Regions from separate parts of the Homo sapiens genome. Here regions 2 and 3 are each linked to region 1. A link is an interaction called in ENCODE POLR2A ChIA-PET data of the cell type or tissue named here. Cell type or tissue: PC-9. All regions are shown on one strand. Links, peaks and the distances in the headings refer to the core of each region. The heading gives the core; the rest is flanking DNA.

Evidence for each region. ChIA-PET counts read pairs that join two places held together with the same protein. Peaks named below come from ENCODE experiments on the same cell type or tissue, not always from the same donor. Only the 100,000 strongest peaks of a DNase experiment are listed, where the experiment ranks them.
Region 2: POLR2A ChIA-PET joins it to region 1 with 8 read pairs; 1 of 35 experiments calls an interaction of 5 or more read pairs at or near these places.
Region 3: POLR2A ChIA-PET joins it to region 1 with 7 read pairs; 2 of 35 experiments call an interaction of 5 or more read pairs at or near these places.

The regions. Positions count from the first base shown.
Region 1 is chr17:2,008,746-2,013,745 of GRCh38, reverse strand. All of the region lies in intron 1 of RTN4RL1 (reticulon 4 receptor like 1), which reads left to right. The region is part of intron 2 of LOC105371486 (a long non-coding RNA gene); the gene reads left to right. Among named protein-coding and RNA genes, the nearest start is that of RTN4RL1-AS1, 6.5 kb to the left of the region's middle. In PC-9, for the core only: no CTCF peak of the experiment used is centred there; DNase peaks (open chromatin) are centred at 335, 1,945 and 4,823; H3K4me3 peaks cover 988 bases; H3K27ac peaks cover 2,273 bases.
Region 2 is chr17:1,390,103-1,396,158 of GRCh38, reverse strand. All of the region lies in intron 1 of YWHAE (tyrosine 3-monooxygenase/tryptophan 5-monooxygenase activation protein epsilon), which reads left to right. Among named protein-coding and RNA genes, the nearest start is that of YWHAE, 7.1 kb to the left of the region's middle. RefSeq lists an enhancer at 3,719-4,247. In PC-9, for the core only: no CTCF peak of the experiment used is centred there; a DNase peak (open chromatin) is centred at 3,232; H3K27ac peaks cover 1,279 bases.
Region 3 is chr17:2,344,888-2,350,943 of GRCh38, reverse strand. The region is part of intron 2 of SGSM2 (small G protein signaling modulator 2); the gene reads right to left. Among named protein-coding and RNA genes, the nearest start is that of SGSM2, 10 kb to the right of the region's middle. RefSeq lists an enhancer at 2,301-3,238. In PC-9, for the core only: no CTCF peak of the experiment used is centred there; DNase peaks (open chromatin) are centred at 3,013 and 4,283; H3K27ac peaks cover 3,154 bases.

The DNA.
Region 1 (5,000 bases), core at 1-5,000:
GGGAGCTGGGGTATTTATGTTCCAGGGTGAGGGAGCTGGCGTATTTATGTTCCAGGGTGAGACAGCTGGGGTATTTATGTTCCAGGGTGAGAGAGCTGGGGTATTTATGTTCCAGGGTGAGGGAGCTGGGGTATTTATGTTCCAGGGTGAGGGAGCTGGGGTATTTATGTTCCAGGGTGAGGGAGCAGGGGTATTTATGTTCCAGCACCCACCGGTCACTGGCTGAGTCTTGTTCCTGTGGTGGTATTCATTCCCAGCACAGTTGGCCTGCTCTGTAGGTGAGCAAAGCCAGCTCCGCTGCTAGAGAAAGCCCTGAGGCAAAGAAATGCAAGTCTTTGCAGCTGGAAGTCAGGCTGGTGTGCCGAAATGGTCAAAGCCAGGGCTGTGGGCAGGCCCTCGCAGTATCTGCTACACAGCCCCTGCCACTAGCCCTCCTGGCAGCTCTTTCTACCTGTGAGTTCAGTAAGAGCTCCCCCTCACTTAGCCCTGGGGGTCTGTATGTGTTGGGGGTGGTTATGACATTATCTCTTAGGGCTTCCCTGTCCCCCTCACTTCTCTCTTCTTCTTTATTCATCAAATTACTCAATCTGAAAATGCTCTTTCCTATCAGGACCCCACTAAAACAGCATCCTGCACAAAATAGAACATAGCAGGCCGGGCGCAGTGGCTCACACCTGTAATCCCAGCACTTTGGGAGGCCGAGGAGGGCGGATCACCTGAGGTCATGAGTTCGAGACTAGCCTGGTCAACATGATGAAATCCTGTCTGTGCTAAAAATACAAAATTTAGTTGGGCATGGTGGCGTGTGCCTATAATTCCAGCTACTTGGGAGGCTGAGGCAGGAGAATTGCTTGAACACAGGAGGTGGAAGTTGCGGTGAGCCGAGATCATGCCACTTCACTCCAGCCTGGGTGACAGAGCGAGACTCCAACTCAGAAAAAAAAAAAAGAAGAAGAAGAAGAACATAGCACATAGTGACATTAGGTAAAAAGTGCTGGATCAGTAGACTTGAGTTGATTGGCTAATAAATGTTGATTGAATGATTGTACATAGGTTGGACCACAAGAAACTTAGTACCAAAACCTAATATTTATATTGTTCTGTAACCATAAGAGAAATTAAATCGTGATCTAGGGCTTAAAAAAAAAACAGAGAGAGAAGGAGAAAAAGAGAAAGAAAAAAATAGAAACAGTACCAGGAACCAGGAGGAAATGGGGAATTTTTAGTGAGGAGGATGCAGAGAAGAGTCCTACACCACGCACTTTTCCCTGTGCAATGCCTCATTAAAAGCAGAAAACGCACGTCTCATTAGTCCCAAGTTACAGATGAGGATACCGAGGCTCTGAGGGGCTCAGTAGCTTGGGCAGGGCCTTAGGGCCGCCTCACCGCAGCCCAGCTGTGTTCCTTGTGGCTCCAGGAAGCCAGCAGGCACGGAAAGACTGGCCTTCTGGACCACAGAGGATGCCCAGCAGAGCAGGCGCTGTGTTAGGAAAATAACCTCTCGCTTGGAAAAGTTTAGGGTTGTACTTGGCAGATGTGTTTGGAACAAAATTTGTACTATCGACTCCGTGGCAAACGGAAACCTCTCATGGACACTCTCTGGGCTTCAGAGATCTGAAATGTCTAAATGAGGCCGGACCAAACATGCTAAAATTGCCAGAGGAAGCTGAGCTCGGGTGGTGCCTGGGGTGAGAAGACGCTGCCTCTTTTGTCTTGGCTCCCATCTGTGAAATTGACTCGTTACTTTGAACTGCTTCCTCTCCTCCCAGGGAGGGCTCCAGGGGCGTTGCTCAGGCCTGCGGTTTAAAAAGAATCTCCCCAAGCGAGGAGGGGCCGAGGGAAAGAGGCTCGGGAACTTCTTGGGCTATGCTCAAGAGAATGCACCAGCCAAAGGGGACATTTTACCACTCACACGTGACTCGTGGGGTGGCAGTTAGCCCCGGGGCTGCCTTGAGATTGTGGCAATGATCATCTTACCTAATTGGCCCACTGCCCCTGATGGGCTGGTATTTCTGCTTTCATGGCCAATTCTGATTGCAGAGATTCATGGGAGCTCATTGGAAATGGGGGATTATTGCAAGGAGATGAGTGACCTGGACTCCCAAAGCCTCCAGGCAAGGGAGGAGCTCCAGAATGTACAGCCCTCCGTGGTCCCTCTCCTGGCCTCTCTGCCCTGGCCTCTCCCTCCACCCCGCCAGCTCCTCCTCTTGCCCCACATCCAAAGCCATGGACCCACCCCTTGCTCTCCAGCACGGCCTTTCATCTTCCCCTCCCACAGCTAGGTGCCTCCAATTCCTGGCTTTCCCAGAAGGAAGAGCCCAGTGGAGCCAGCCGTGTCATGACTCCTGTCGGACCGTGTTACAGACCATGATCACCGACCAGTTCTTTATCCATGGATGAGCGGTCACCTTTTATCTTGTCAGCCAGGAGGGGTATGGAGGGCTGTCTCCATTTGACAAACGTTTATTTTTATTTCATTTCATTTTATTTTTTTGAGATGGAGTTTCACTCTTGTTGCCCAGGCTGGAGTGCAATGGCGCGATCTTGGCTCACAGCAACCTCCGCCTCCCAGGTTCAAGCCATTCTCCTGCCTCAGCCTCCCGAGTAGCTGGGATTACAGGCATGCGCCATCACGCCCGGCCAATTTTGTATTTTTAGTAGAGACGGGGTTTCTCCATGTTGGTCAGGCTGGTCTCAAACTCCAGACCTCAGGTGATCCGCCTGCCTTGGCCTCCCAAAGTGCTGGGATTACAGGTGTGAGCTACCGCGCCCGGCCGACAAACGTTTATTTAACAACGATGAACTGCCTGCCTACTGCTGGTTTGGCACTGAGGGTGAAGCGATGAATAAAATCCAAGGCACCGAGCATGGTGGCTCACACCTGTGATCCCAACACTTAGGGAGGCCGAGGTGGGAGGATCACTCGAACCCAGGATTTCAAGACCAGTCTGGGAAACATAGTGAGACTTCATCTCTACAAAGTGCTTTGTTTGTTTGTTTGTTTGTTTGTTTGTTTTTTAATTAGCCAGGCATGATGGTGTGTGCCTGTAGTCCCAGCTATTTGGGAGGCTGAGGTGGGAGGATTGCTTGAGCCCAGGAGACCGTGGCTGCAATGAGTTGTGATCACACCACTGCACTCCATCCAGCCTGGGTGGCAGAGCAAGACCCCATCTCTAAATAAATAAATAAATTCCAAGTTTCCTGTTTTTTTTGGAGCTTACATTCTAGTTGGGGTGGAGAAATAGACAATAAACAACTATATATATATTGAGACAGAGTCTTGCTCGCTAGCCCAGGTTGGAGTGCAGTGGCAAGATCTTGGCTCACTGCAATCTCCGTCTCCTGGGTTCAAGCGATTCTCGTGCCTCAGCCTCCTGAGTAGCTGGGATTACAGACGCCTGCCATCGTGCCTGGCTAGTTTTTTATTTTTTATTATTATTTTTTTATTTTTAGAAGAGATGGGGTTTCACCATGTAGGCCAGGCTGGTCTTGAACTCCTGGCCTCAAGTGATCTACCCACATCGGCCTCCCAAAGTGCTGGGATTATAGGCGTGAGCTACCGCGCCTGGCTAAACAACTATATTCTATCAGGTGGGGTAAGTGCTTTGAAGAAAATTAACAGTTGAAGAACAGAGGGTGACCAGAGAGCGGTTATTTTAGGAGATTGGCAGAGAAGTCTTTCTGATAGACGGACATTCGAACAGAGGCCTAAGCGAAGTGAGGGAGTGAGGGAGGGCGCTGCAGACATTAGAGCTGCTTCTCCCTGGGGAGGGCTCTCCTGGCAGAAGGAACAATAGCAGGTGCAAAGGCCCTGCGTCAGGCATGTGCTTGCTACAGTACCTGGCTGTCTCCGTGGCTGGGGCTGTGGACAGGGCCGGCATTCTGTGTTGTGGCCTGTGGAGTGGTTTGAGATTCCTTTGGAGAGTACCAGAACTTGCGGTCAGTCCCAAGTCCATCAGCCACTTGGCCAGGGGTTCAGGGACCAAGGCAACAGCTATGGCAGCGGGCAGGAGGAGAAGTGGCCGATCTGGGGATCCCCCTTTACATCGGGGTCAGATGCCTCTCTTTCTCAGCTGTTTATGTGGCCCAGGCTGCAGTTTGAGTATAAGGTCAGAGATTGATTCCCATGAATCCTGCCTTTTTTTTTTTTTTTTGAGACGGAGTCTTGCTCTGTCGCCCAGGCTGGAGTGCAGTGGCGTGATCTCGGCTCATTGCAACCTCCACCTCCTGGCTTCAAGCAATTCTCCTACCTCAGCCTCTCGAGTAGCTGAGATTACAGGCACACACCACCACGCCCAGCTAATTTTTGTGTTTTTAGTAGAGATGGGATTCACCATGTTGGCCAGGCTGGTCTCAAACTCCTGACCTCATGATCTGCCCACCTCAGGCTCCCAAAGTGCTGGGATTACAGGCGTAAGCCACCGCACTTGGCCAATGTTTGTACTTTTAGTAGAGACAGGGTTTCCCCTTGTTGACCAGGCTGGTCTTGAACTCCTGACCTCAGGTGATCCACCTGCCTCGGCCTCCCAAAGTGCTGGGATTACAGGTGTGAGCCACCAAGCCCGGCGAACCCTGCCCTTTTACTCCACAGCATACAACATAGAACTTAGTTCTGGGCACAGCCTTGTCTTTTTCAGTCCCTGTCTCATTGATACATCACCCTTTTCTCCCCATTTACACCATCAGTTCCAGCCAGACCAGAGCCCCTGTGCCTTGTAGTCATTTCCTGAATGAACTCTCACTGTGTTCCAGGCAGGGTGGGAGTGAGTAAACCCTGGGCTGAGGCTCAGTCTGCAGGCCCAGGAAATTTACAACCTGCTAGGAGAGAGAAGCCACACCCTGGATAAGTGAAAGGATGGTGTAGGTGATAAGGAAGGCACTTTCAAGCCAGGGGGAAGGCGGCTGGAGGTGAGGTACCTGCTCCCAGGTGCACCTGGGAGGCTTTGTGAGAGGAAGAGAGGCTTGACAGGAAGGTTGGAAAGGCTGGAGAGCAACGCGAC
Region 2 (6,056 bases), core at 610-5,609, 620 kb after region 1:
CCTGAGCCACCGCGCCTGGTCAAGAGCTGTCTTTTTTTTGAGACGGAGTCTTGCTCTTGTCGCCCAGGCTGTAGTGCAATAGCGCGATCTCGGCTCACTGCAACCTCCATCCCCTGGGTTCAAGCGATTCTCCTGCCTCAGCCTCCAAGAGTAGCTGGGATTACAGGCATCCGCCACTATGCCAGGCTAATTTTGTATTTTTAGTAGAGATGGGGTTTCGCCATGTTGGCCAGGCTGATCTCGAACTCCTGACCTCAGGTGATCCGCCCGCCTCGGCCTCCCAGAGTGCTGGGGTTACAGGCGTGAGCCACTGAGCCCGCTGAGAGCTGTCCTTTTAAAACACCAGATCCTCATCTCTAGCTAGCTTATTCTGCTAGTTAGTGAAGAACAGGGAAGGGAGCATGTGTGGAATGAACTTTTTACTACGGTCTTGTTAGGAAAAAAATAGGTAGTAGTAAATTAACGTTGTTAATAAGTTTAGAAGTATTTAGATTAACTACCAGTTCTTTGACTGTAGGCCAGTAATTTTCCATTGCCGTTTCAGTTAATGGACTAACTTTCTGGAGTAAAGTTTATTTTTCTCCTTCTTAAATGCATAGACAGAACTGAGTAACGTAGTGTTAAAAATCCCTTCTACGACTGGGCTCTGTCCCCCAGGCTGGAGTGCAATGGCGTGGTCTTGGCTCACTGCAACCTCCGCCTCCCAGGTTCAAGCGGTTCTCCTGGCTCAGCCTCCCAAGTAGCTGGGACTACAGGCGCGTGCCACCACACTCGGCTAATTTTTTGTATTTTTAGTAGAGACGAGGTTTCACCATGTTGGCCAGGATGGTCTTTATCTCCTGATCTCAGGTGATCTGCCCACCTCAGCCTCCCAAACTGCTGGGATTACAGGTGTGAGCCACCGCACCCAGCCAATTTTTGTGTTTTTGGTAGAGACAGGGTTTTACCATGTTTGCCAGGCTGGTCTTGAACTCCTGACCTCAGGTGATCTGCCTGCCTCGGCCTCCCAAAGTGTTGGAATTACAGGCGTGAGCCACCACACCCGGCCTGATTGTTTTTTTTTTTCATGGATGACTGTAAGGGTGACTGATACTGCAGGCATATTTTTTCTTTATATTTCAAGAACACTGTGTACACAAACAGTAATGACAAGCATGGAGTAAAGGCTGCAGTTTTATTTTTATTTATTTTTTTGAGACAGTCTTGCTCTGTCACCTAGGGTGGAGTGTAGTGGTAGGATCTCGGCTCACTGCAGCCTCTGCCCCCTGGGTTCAAGCGATTCTCCTGCCTCTGCTTCCCGAGTAGCTGGGACTACAGGCGCCCGCCATCGCACCTGGCTAATTTTTGTATTTTTAGTAGAGATGGGGTTTCACCATGTTTGCCAGGCTGATCTCTGACTCCTGACCTCAGGTGATCCTCCCGCCTCAGCCTCCCAAAGGGCTAGCATTACAGGTATGAGCCACTGTACCTGGCCTAAATTTTTAATTTTTTAATGGGCACATATTAGGTGTATGTATTTATGGGAAGGCTAAATTAAAAAAAAATTTTTTTTTGAAACAGGGTCTTGCTTTGTGACCCAGGCTGAAGTGCAGTGTCGCCATTATAGCTTACTGCAGGCTCGACCTCCTGAGTTCCAGTGACCCTCCTGCCTCAGCTTCCCTAGTAGCTGGGACTGTTGCACCGGCCTAATTTTTGTGTTTTTTTTTTTTTTTTTTTTTTTTTGTGGATTTGAGGTCTCTATGTTGCCCAGGCTGGTCTTGAATTCCTGGACTCCCACCTTGGCCTCCCAAAGTGCTGGGATTACAGGTGTGAGTCACTGCTTCTGGCCTAAACTTTACATATGTGTATATGACATTATGCAGTACCTCAGTTCACAGCCCACGTTGACAAAAGTTTTTAATTTATGTAACAAGATTGAAGCAGGTAGAGCGTTACTCCCATTTTCTGGTTCAAGAAAGTGAGTTTGAGAGAGAGATTTTTTTATGATCATGTGGCTAATCAGTTATTAAATGGTAAAGCCAGAACTTAGTGTCTGCTGACCTTTAGATCGGTACACTTACTCTCAGCCACTCAAAAGACCTCTGTGAAGTAAGGTGGTGCCTTTCAGGGGAGTAGGGGGTGAGTAGCGTATGCTTGATGCTTGTTCTTTAACAATTCTAATAGCATCTACTTCACATCTTGATGTTTGTGATGACTGATATCCATGGTGAATTGTAGACAAAATCTTTTCACTTTCCTAAAGAAACCTGATGGTTTTTTTCAGAGATAAAATCCCATCTCAAGGCACAGCGAAATTAAAATGAGGTGAAGTTTAGGTACTCTCAGAATGTTTATTCGCATACAGATTCTTAAAAAACATGATTTATTGTAGGCAGATGTCACCTCTTTAAGCAAAAGAAAAAAACAACCAAAAAAAGAAAAGCCCCAGCCGGGTTCCGCGGCTCAAACACCTGCAATCCCAGCACTGTGGGAGGCCGAGGTGGGCGGATCACCTGAGGTCAGGAGTTTGAGACCATCCTGACCAACATGGTGAAAACCAGTCTCTACTAAAAATACAAAAATTAGCTGGCCTGTGATGGCTTGTGCCTTTAGTCCCAGCTACTGAGGAGGCTGAGGTGGGAAATCGCTTGACCCTGGGAGGTGGAGATTGCAGTGAGCCCACATCGCACCATTGCACTCCAGTCTGGGCCACAGAGGGAGAGCCTGTCTCAAGAAAAGAAAAGCCCCGTAGTTTATCATAATGTCTGTACTGGGATATGGCTGATGCTATGCATTTCTGTAAAGTAGCTTTAAAATATTTTCTCCTCTCACTTTTATCTTTTTCCTTTTTTTTTTTTTGAGACAGGGTCTCACTTGGTCACCCAGGCTGTAGTGCAGTGGTGCGATCTTGGCTCACTGCAGCCTCTACCTTCCAGTCTCAGGTGATCCCCCCACCTCAGCCTCTTAAGTAGCTGTTTTTTTTGTTTGTTTGTATGTTTTTAAATTTTATTTATTTATTTATTTATTTATTTATTTATTTATTTTTTGGAGAGATGGAGTCTTGCTCTGTCACCCAGGCTGGAGTGCTGGAGTACAGTGGCGCGATCCACCACTCCCAGCTAATTTCTTTTGTGTTTTAGTAGAGATGGGGTTTCACCATGTTGCCCAGGCTGGTCTTGGAATTCCTGGACTCAAGCAATCTGTCAGACTTGGCCTCCCAAAGTGCTGGGATTATAGGCGTGAGCCACCACCCCCGGCCACCTTTGTCTTAGTGAATGCTATTAAGTTGTTAGGTTAGTGATGTAGTCATACAACTTTTTTTTTTTTTTGAGATGGATTTTCCCTCTTGTCATTCAGGCTGGAGTGCAGTGGCGTGATCTTGGCTCACTGCAGCCTCCGCCTCCTGGGCTCAAGTGATTCTCCTGCCTCAGCCTCCCGAGTAGCTGAGACTACAGACTTGGGCCATCATGCTTGGCTAATTTTTGTATTTTTAGTAGAGACAGAGTTTCACCATATTAGCCAGGCTGGTCTTCAACTCCTGACCTCAGGTAGTCCGCCTGCCTCAGCCTCCCAAAATGCTGGGATTATAGGTGTGAGCCACCGCACCCGGCCAGATATAGACATACAACTTCTAGGAGGGACAAAGGTTGGCATATGATTCACCAGTGTTGTTCCGGGTGGTTGGCTAGATAGCTGTCTAATGGAATCCATTAAGGAGTAGGAAAGAGCAGCAAGAAAAATGGCTATTTTCACTATTTTTGAAATGGTCAGTTAACAGTTTGAGATAGATACATATACTTTTTTGAGACAAGGTCTTGCTTTGTTGGCCAGGCTTGGATTGCATTGATGCAGTAACGATTCACTGCATCCTCAACCTCCCAGGCCCAAATGATCATCCCATCTCAGCCTCCCACTTAGCTGGGCCCACAGCTGTGCACCACAATACCTGGATAATTTAAAAGAACTTTTTTTTCTTTTTCTTTTTCTTTTTTCCCGAGACAAGATCTCAGTATATTACTCAGGCTGGGATGCAGTGTCACATTTATGGCTCACTGCAGCTTTGACCCCCTGGGCACCTCAGCATGCCAAGTAGCTGGGGCTACAGAAGTATACCACCACTTCTGGCTAATTTTTGTAGAGACAGGATTTTACCATGTTGCCCAGGTCTTGAACTCGAGCTCAAGATTCACCTGCCTCGGCCTCCCAAAGTTTTGCGATTACAGGCGTGAGCCACCATGGCTGGCAAAAAAATTTTTTTGGTAGAGGCCTGGTCCCAGCGGATTGCCCAGGCTGATGTTGAACTCCTGAGCTCATGTGATCTTCCCACCAGGTAGCTGGTACCGCCATGACCAGCTAATTAAAACTTTTTTTTTGTGGAGACGGGATCCCACTGTGTTGTCCAGGTAACTCCTGGGTTCAAGCGATCCTCCCACTGTGGCCTCCCCAAAGTGCAGGGATTATAGGCATGAACCACTGCGCCCGGCCAGCTTGATATATTTAGGTATTGATATATCCAAATTGACGAATTGGTTGCCAACAGAACCTCATGGTTCTCTGACTAAATGTTAATGCTAGTCATGGCCCTAAGAACAATTTCAGATGTTCATTTAAATTTATTAAATTGTAGCAAATAATAATGAAAGTCACCATAATTTAACATCCACATGAGTATATCTTGAAAAGACAGACTAATTCATCAGCTACAACAGCAGGCATAAACTGGGATTGTCCTGGGCAACAAACTTGCCTTGTGGTCACCCTACTTAATGGCCATTTGTTACTAGATTTTGTCATTTAGACTCATACAACAGTTTCCTAAACGTTGTCCAGCTTTTTATCACAGAGATAGCTTAGATCTACGTCTCTAGGAGGTTGAATTTTTTTTTTTCAAATGAAGTTAGCCTTTGGCAGAATATAAGTCAAAGGAAAAGTGAAAATTTCCTCCTCCTAGCTCCCTCCCCCACAAATGGGAACGTGCTAGTTAAGGATGTGGTAGTTGCTGAAAATAGAGCTTGCTGGCATTCCAAATCCTCTGATGGTGTCAACACCTAGTGTGTTGGTTTTCTTATGGCTACCTTGAGCCAGTTCTGTGTTTAAAAATATAATAGACCTAGGTGTTGGTAGCAGTGTCCTAAGCTCAGAGCTTTCCCTACATACATTTTATTTTTTTATTTTTACAAGTGTCTTTCATACCAAATACCCACATAAAAATTTAAAGGCTCACCCATATCTTGTTACAACTGTTATGTTTAGAATGCCAAACTGTGTAGTTCAGACCATATGACCATGATCCTGGCTTATCTCTTCTGAAATTTTTATCTTGAATTTATTGCCCTTCCAACAATCTACCATAGTAGCTGGACGGATCTGTTGTTGGTGGGCTTGATTTGTGATCAGATCAGGATTTTATCGAGCTAAAGCAATATGAAATGTGTTTAACTCTTCATTCATATCTAAAGTTTGAAGGAGATGCATTACTGTAAGAGTTATGACAGTATTTCATCATTTGGCAGATGTGGTAAATCTGCCATCACAGAATGCACAGGAATCACTGGGTTCCTTATCTTTCAAATGGGGATTAGTGATGTCTCTCTTGCCTACTAATTTGCAGGGTGGTTATGAAATTTTGGGCTTTTGTAAACTGTAAAGTGTAATACTTGTCGGTACTATTTGTTGTGAAACATTCTTATCTAATGTGAAAGGTCAGATAATTGTTTTTGTTACTGCTGTGCTAGGATCATATTAGATGATAACCTACCTTTTTGAGTTATTCTTAGCAAGTGTAGTCTTCTGGGCTTAGTCCTTATGTAAGATATGCACAAAGAAATATTCTCAAAATCCTTAATCTTACATCTGTAAATTTGCATATCCAAAGTAAAGGTCGTCCAGATTATTCCCAAATAATAATTTTGTCATGTTGAGCTGGTATATAGTTGTTTTGATATTAATTTTAGATTAATAAGAGACTTTCTCCTTAGCAAACGTAACACCTTTTGTCTGAATTTGGGATGAAAGCTGCTGTAATATGAAAATGTAGGCTGGGTGCAGTGGCTCACACCTGTAATCCCAGCACTTTG
Region 3 (6,056 bases), core at 610-5,609, 340 kb before region 1:
TGACTTTGGTCAAGTCACTAAACCTCTCTGAGCTTCTGATGTAATTAGGGAGAAAATCAGGGTCTACCTCAATGGATGCTGGGTGATGAAAAGTAACAGCATATCCCAAGGTGTGAAAGGCTTCTCGGCCCCTGCCTACCACACCGAAGGGGACTGATGAATGCAGGTGCCTTCCCTCCCTGCACCTCATGCCCAGTCCCTGCCTTCCTCTCGTTCCTAGGGATGGTCTAGTTGGACTTGTCTCTGAGGTCACCTTCCACCGGCACGCTGGAGGCTGGAGTGCTGCCCCTGCACCATTTCTTATGTCTTGTTTTTTTGTTTTTTTTGAGACAGAGTCTCACTCTGTCGCCCAGGCTGGAGTACAGTGGTGCAGTGGTACGGTCTCGGCTCACTGCAACCTCCACCACCTGGGTTCAAGCGATTCTCCTGCCTCAGCCTCCCCAGCAGTTGGAATTATAGACGTGCGCCACCACACCCGGCACATTTTTGTATTTTTTGTAGAGACAGGGTTTCACTATATTGGCCAGGCTGGTCTAGAACTCCTGACCTCAGGTGATCCACCTGCCTTGGCCTCTCAAAGTGCTGCGATTACAGGTGTGAGCCACCGCACCCCACCTCCCTTGCACCTTTTCAAAGACGCTCCTCCAGCAAACTTCTCTTCTCTTTTTTATGCCTGCAATTTTTCCCTATTAGATACTTCCCATGTGAATATAAACATTCTAGGCCAAATGCAGTGGCTCACACCTGTAATCCCAGCACTTTGGGAGACCGAGGCAGGTGGATCACCTGAGGTCAGGAGTTTGAGACCAGTCTGGGCATCATGGTGAAATCCCATCTCTACTAAAATACAAAAATTAGGCCAGGCGTGGTGGCTTACGCCTGTAATCCCAGCACTTTGGGAGGCCGAGGTGGGCGGATCACGAGGTCAGGAGATTGAGACCATCCTGGCTAACACGGTGAAACCCCATGTCTACTAAAAATACAAAAAATTAGCCGAGCGTGGTGGTGGGCGCCTGTAGTCCCAGCTACTTGGGAGGCTGAGGCAGGAGAATGGTGTGAACCCGGGAGGCGGAGCTTGCAGTGAGCCAAGACCGCTCCATTGCACTCCAGCCTGGGCGACAGAGGGAGACTCCATCTCAAAAAAAAAAAACAAAACATTTCACTAGGGAAAATTCCAACCATATACAGAAGGAAAAGGGGACAGTATAACAGCTGCCCATGTACTCATTACCCAGCTTCAACAATGATCAAGTCACGACCATCTTGCTTCAGCTCCTCCGCCTGCAACCATTGTTTCCTACCACTGGATTATTCTGAAGCAAATTTTAGACATCATATATATTTATCTCTGAAAGAGGACTCTTAAAAACATGCACTTATACCTCTATTACACTGACAAAATTGGTAACAATTCCTTTATATTATCAAATTTCCTTATTGAGTTCCTGATGTTCAAATTTCTGATTCTCCAGATGCTCCAAACTTCCAGAAACACAGATTCCCAGATGGAATCCTGGGGAAGGCTCGAGGAGGCTTTATAGGAAAGGTTGTAAGGTCACTTTTTTTTTTTAGACCAAGTCTCGCTCTGTCGCCCAGGCTGGAGTGCAGCAGCACAATCTCGCTCACTGAAACCTCCATCTCTCAGGTTCAAGTGATTCTCCTGCCTCAGCCTCCCAAAGAGCTGGGATTACAGGCGTGCACCATGATGCCCAGCTAATTTTTGTATTTTTAGTACAGATGGGGCTTCGCCATTTTGGCCAGGCTGGTCTCGAACTCCTGACCTCAGGTGATCCACCCAGCTGAGCCTCCCAAAGTGCTGGGATTGCAGGCGTGAGCCACTGTGCCCGGCCTATGCTCCCTTTCAAAAACAAAGCAGATGTGGGGTGGGGTGGTGGCTCATGCCTGTAATCCCAGCACTTTGGGAGGCCGAGGCGGGTAGATCACTTGAGGTCAGGAGTTTGAGACCAGCCTGGGCAACATGGCGAAACCCCGTCTCTACAAAAATACAAAAAAGTAGCCGAGTGTGGTGGCGCGTAGACCTGTAGACCCAGCTACTCAGGAGGCTGAAGTGAGAGGATCGCCTGAACCCAGAAGGTCGAGGCTGAGTGAGCTATGATCACACCACTGCACTCCAGCGGGGAGACAGAGTGAGACTCCATCTCAAACAAAACGAAACAAAACAAAATAAAAACCAAAGTAGAATGCGATTGAGCACCTTCTGCATACTCAGATCCATGCTGTGTGTGTTGCCTGCATTGCTCTTCTGTTCCTTACATCTGCCTTCTGGGGTAGGCTCAGAGATGAGTAAGCACGGCTACACACTTCGTGGCACAGCCAGGATGTGAACCCAGGTCTGTGTGACCCCAAAGTCCCAGCTATGAACATCCCCATATGCCCTCCGCAATGCCCCAAGATAGAGTGAGGGGAGTCAGCTCCTTCAGAGCTCCCTCCTTCCTCTTAGATCATTTCTAGATGGAAGGCACGAGTTAGATAGCAAGAGAATGAGCTATTCATTCCCTGTGGGTGGGAAGGAGGAGGAACCCGCTCCTCCTTTTTGTGGCGATGGGGTCTTTTTTGCTCAGGCTGGTCTCGAACTCCTGCAAGGGATCCTCCCACCTCAGCCTCCAGGAATCCCTTTTACTGAAAAGAGACAGGCTGAAGACTGCCTGGAGTCCAAATCTCAGAATGTGCTGAAATATCGCTGGCTGCAATATCCCAGGGGAGAGGCAAGCCTTCCCTAGCACCGGCTTCTCTCCCAGCTTATTAGCATCTCCTTGCCATTCCCTGAAGGAGCTCACTGCAGGGCAGACCTTCCTGGCTAATGAAAGCTGCCTAGCAACAGGGAGCTGGTTAATAAAGCCTGATGTTATTCCCGGCTCCACAGATTCCACCCTTCTCGAATTACAGCTCATCCTCAGTCTGAAGCAACCCTCATGTTGACCCACTTGCACACAGCAGGGCAGGGAATCTGGTGACTGAGGAGGCAGGCTGGTGTCTGCCCCAATCCCTGGGGGGTGGGGAGGCTGAGGTCCTGGGAGATATGATTGGCCTGAGAACCTGCTCTGCCTGGCCAGAAGCCTCTCTGTGAGCCTCTGAAACCTGCTCTACCAGCCAAAGGTTAAAATGCAAACTCAGTGCCCAATCGGAATAGGGTAAATAAAACACTATGGACCTCGGGCGGTGGTATGCACCTGTAATCCCAGTTACTTGGGATGCCAAGGCAGGAGCATACCTGGAGCCCACGAGTTTGAGACCAATCTTGGCAACATAGCAAGACCTCATCTGGAAAAAAAAAAAAAGAAAAAACAAAAGCACCTTCCCCTCCAGGGGAGGGGGCGACAGGAGATACCAGCCTATACTTTAATTCAACAGTAAGTCTTTATATTAAAATGAAAAAAAATCCAAAAACCATATGATAGAGAAAAATGTAAACTTGATGTGATGTTTTAAGATAAAAAGGATAAAAGGATATATCAAAGACCTCTCCCCAACAGTGGTAGTTTTTGGATTTTGTTTAAAAAAAAAAAAAAAAAATGAGGCCGGGTGTGATGGTTCACACCTGTAATCCCAGCACTTTGGGAGGCCAAGGTGGGCAGATCACCTGAGGTCAGGAGTTCGAGACCAGCCTGGCCAACATGGTGAAACCCCTGTCTCTACTAAAAATACAAAAATTAGCTAGGTGTGGTGGCAGGCACCTGTAATCCCAGCTACTCAGGAGGCTGAGGCAGGAGAATTGCTTGAACCTGAGAGGCGGAGGTTGCAGTGAGCTGAGATAGCACCACAGAACTCCAGCCTGGGCAGCAGAGTGAGACTCCGTCTCTAAATAAATAAATAAATAAACAAACAAACGAGACAGGGTCTCTCTCTCTCTCTGTTGCCCAAGCTGGAGGGCAGTGGTGCAATCATAGCTCACTGCAGCCTCAACCTCCCGGGCTCAAGTGATCCTCCTACCTCAGCCTCTGGAGTAGCTGGGACTACAGGCGTGCACCACCATGCCCAGCGAGTTATTTATTTTTTTGTAGAGACTGCATCCTGTAATATTGCCCAGGCTGGTCTCAAGCTTCTGGTCTCAAGGGATCCTCCCGCCTCAGCCTCCCAGAGCACTGGGATTGCAGGTGTGAGTCACCATGCCTGGCCCCATAGTGGTAGTTTTGAGTCCATTCTCCTAGCGCCACCCTCCACTGGCACGGAGGTGGCAGTTACATAGGTTCTGATCCTCGGGCCTGGGAACAGCACACAGAGAACCCCACCCACCCCCCTGCTGCCGCCAGACTGGTTTGCCAGCGAAAACTTCCACACAAGGAAAGTTTCTACTCGCAGGGGCCTACTGCATGTCCAGCTTCTGGACAGACAGGTTTAGGAACAACCACAGCAAACACTCAACAAAGCAATTTTCTAGCCAGTCCTAGGAGTCTTGCCCCTCCCGTTGGGTAACAGGAATGGGGATCTGGCTGCAAACTTTCCTGGGTTTGCCCATGGTCAGGTCTTGACACAGTGATTCTTCAGGAAGGCTCTCCAGGAAGGCTCTGTGTTTTCTGTTTAAATGTCTGCATTCTAAGAAGCTCAGAGAAGCTTGTATTGCCTAGGCCTGGCTCTCCTCAGTCACCCCCAACCCTCCTCTGCCAAGAACCATGGGTCGGTGTGGAGTTGAGGGGCCCAGTACACAAGGGTCCCTTGAAACTAGGGACCGTGGTGTCGCTAGGCTGGTAATCCAGTCTCCACAGACTTCACTCTGCTCTTGACCTCTCAGCACGTTCTCTATACTCCCATTTCTCCCACAACAAAGCTGAATTCGGACGTGGCTAGGACAGTAGCAAGGCACAGTTTAAGTCTGGATCAACTTCAGACTAAAAATGCATTTCAGAGCATTTTTCCAGGGACTGAGGGAGACTGGCACATCAGAATCTCCAAAAAGGCAGAGAGGGGTGGTGTTTTTGATCCATACCTTGCTAGTCTTCCCTCCCCGTCCCCCGCAAGAGTCTCTCGTGATTCCACCATGCAATGCAAGGAAGCTGCTTTGCAGGCAGAGGAAAAAGGTTGATAATCAATGCTTTCAACGAGCCTCAGTTTCAGCCCAAATTGGGATTTAGCTCACCACTGAGCACCAATTTTGACAAAGCATAAGGATTTCTCTGTCTGTAGGCCCTGAGATACCCTGGCCTGACTTAGCCCGATACTGTTGGAACCTCTCCTGCTCCTGTTCTCCGTGACTGTACCGAACCCAAAACAGAGGCTGCACACTGGCAGAGGCTGGCAGATGTCTTTTGTGTGGCCCACACAATTTTTTTTTAAATGGGAATTAGCTGTCAGTATTTAAAAAGTAGGAATTTTTTTTTTTTTTTTTTTTTGAGACAGAGTCTCGCTCTGTCACCCAGGCTGGAGTGCAGTGGCGCGATCTTGGCTCACTGCAAGCTCCGCCTCCCGGGTTCACGCCATTCTCCTGCCTCAGCCTCCTGAGTAGCTGGGACTACAGGCGCCCGCCACCACGCCTGGCTAATTTTTTGTATTTTTAGTAGAGACGGGGTTTCACCGTGTTAGCCAGGATGGTCTCGATCTCCTGACCTCGTGATCCGCCCACCTCCACCTCCCAAAGTGCTGGGATTACAGGCGCCCGCCACCACGCCCTGCTAATTTTTGTATTTTTAGTAGAGACGGGGTTTCACCAAGTTGGCCAGGCTGGTCTCGAACTCCTGACCTCAGGTGATCCACCTGCCTCACCTCCCAAAGTGCTGGGATTACAGGCGTGAGCCACTGTGCCCGGCCGAGAATTCTAATACTCTTCAAAGTTGCTTATCATAATACTGGCATGCCTTTTTTTTTTCCAGAGCATAGGTTCTGCTGAGAAAAACTGAGGTCAGGCTGTGTCTTGTAAACCTAGGAATCATTATTCCACCATCTCAAAGAACTGGGGAAACCTTCCCAAACGGACATGGTATGAACTCAAGTCCTACAAACCTACCTTCAGCCTCAACAGCCAAAGGAGGAGAGACGAATATTCTTTGAGTGCTTACAATGCTACGAACGAATGAACATTTACACACATCATCTCAATCCCC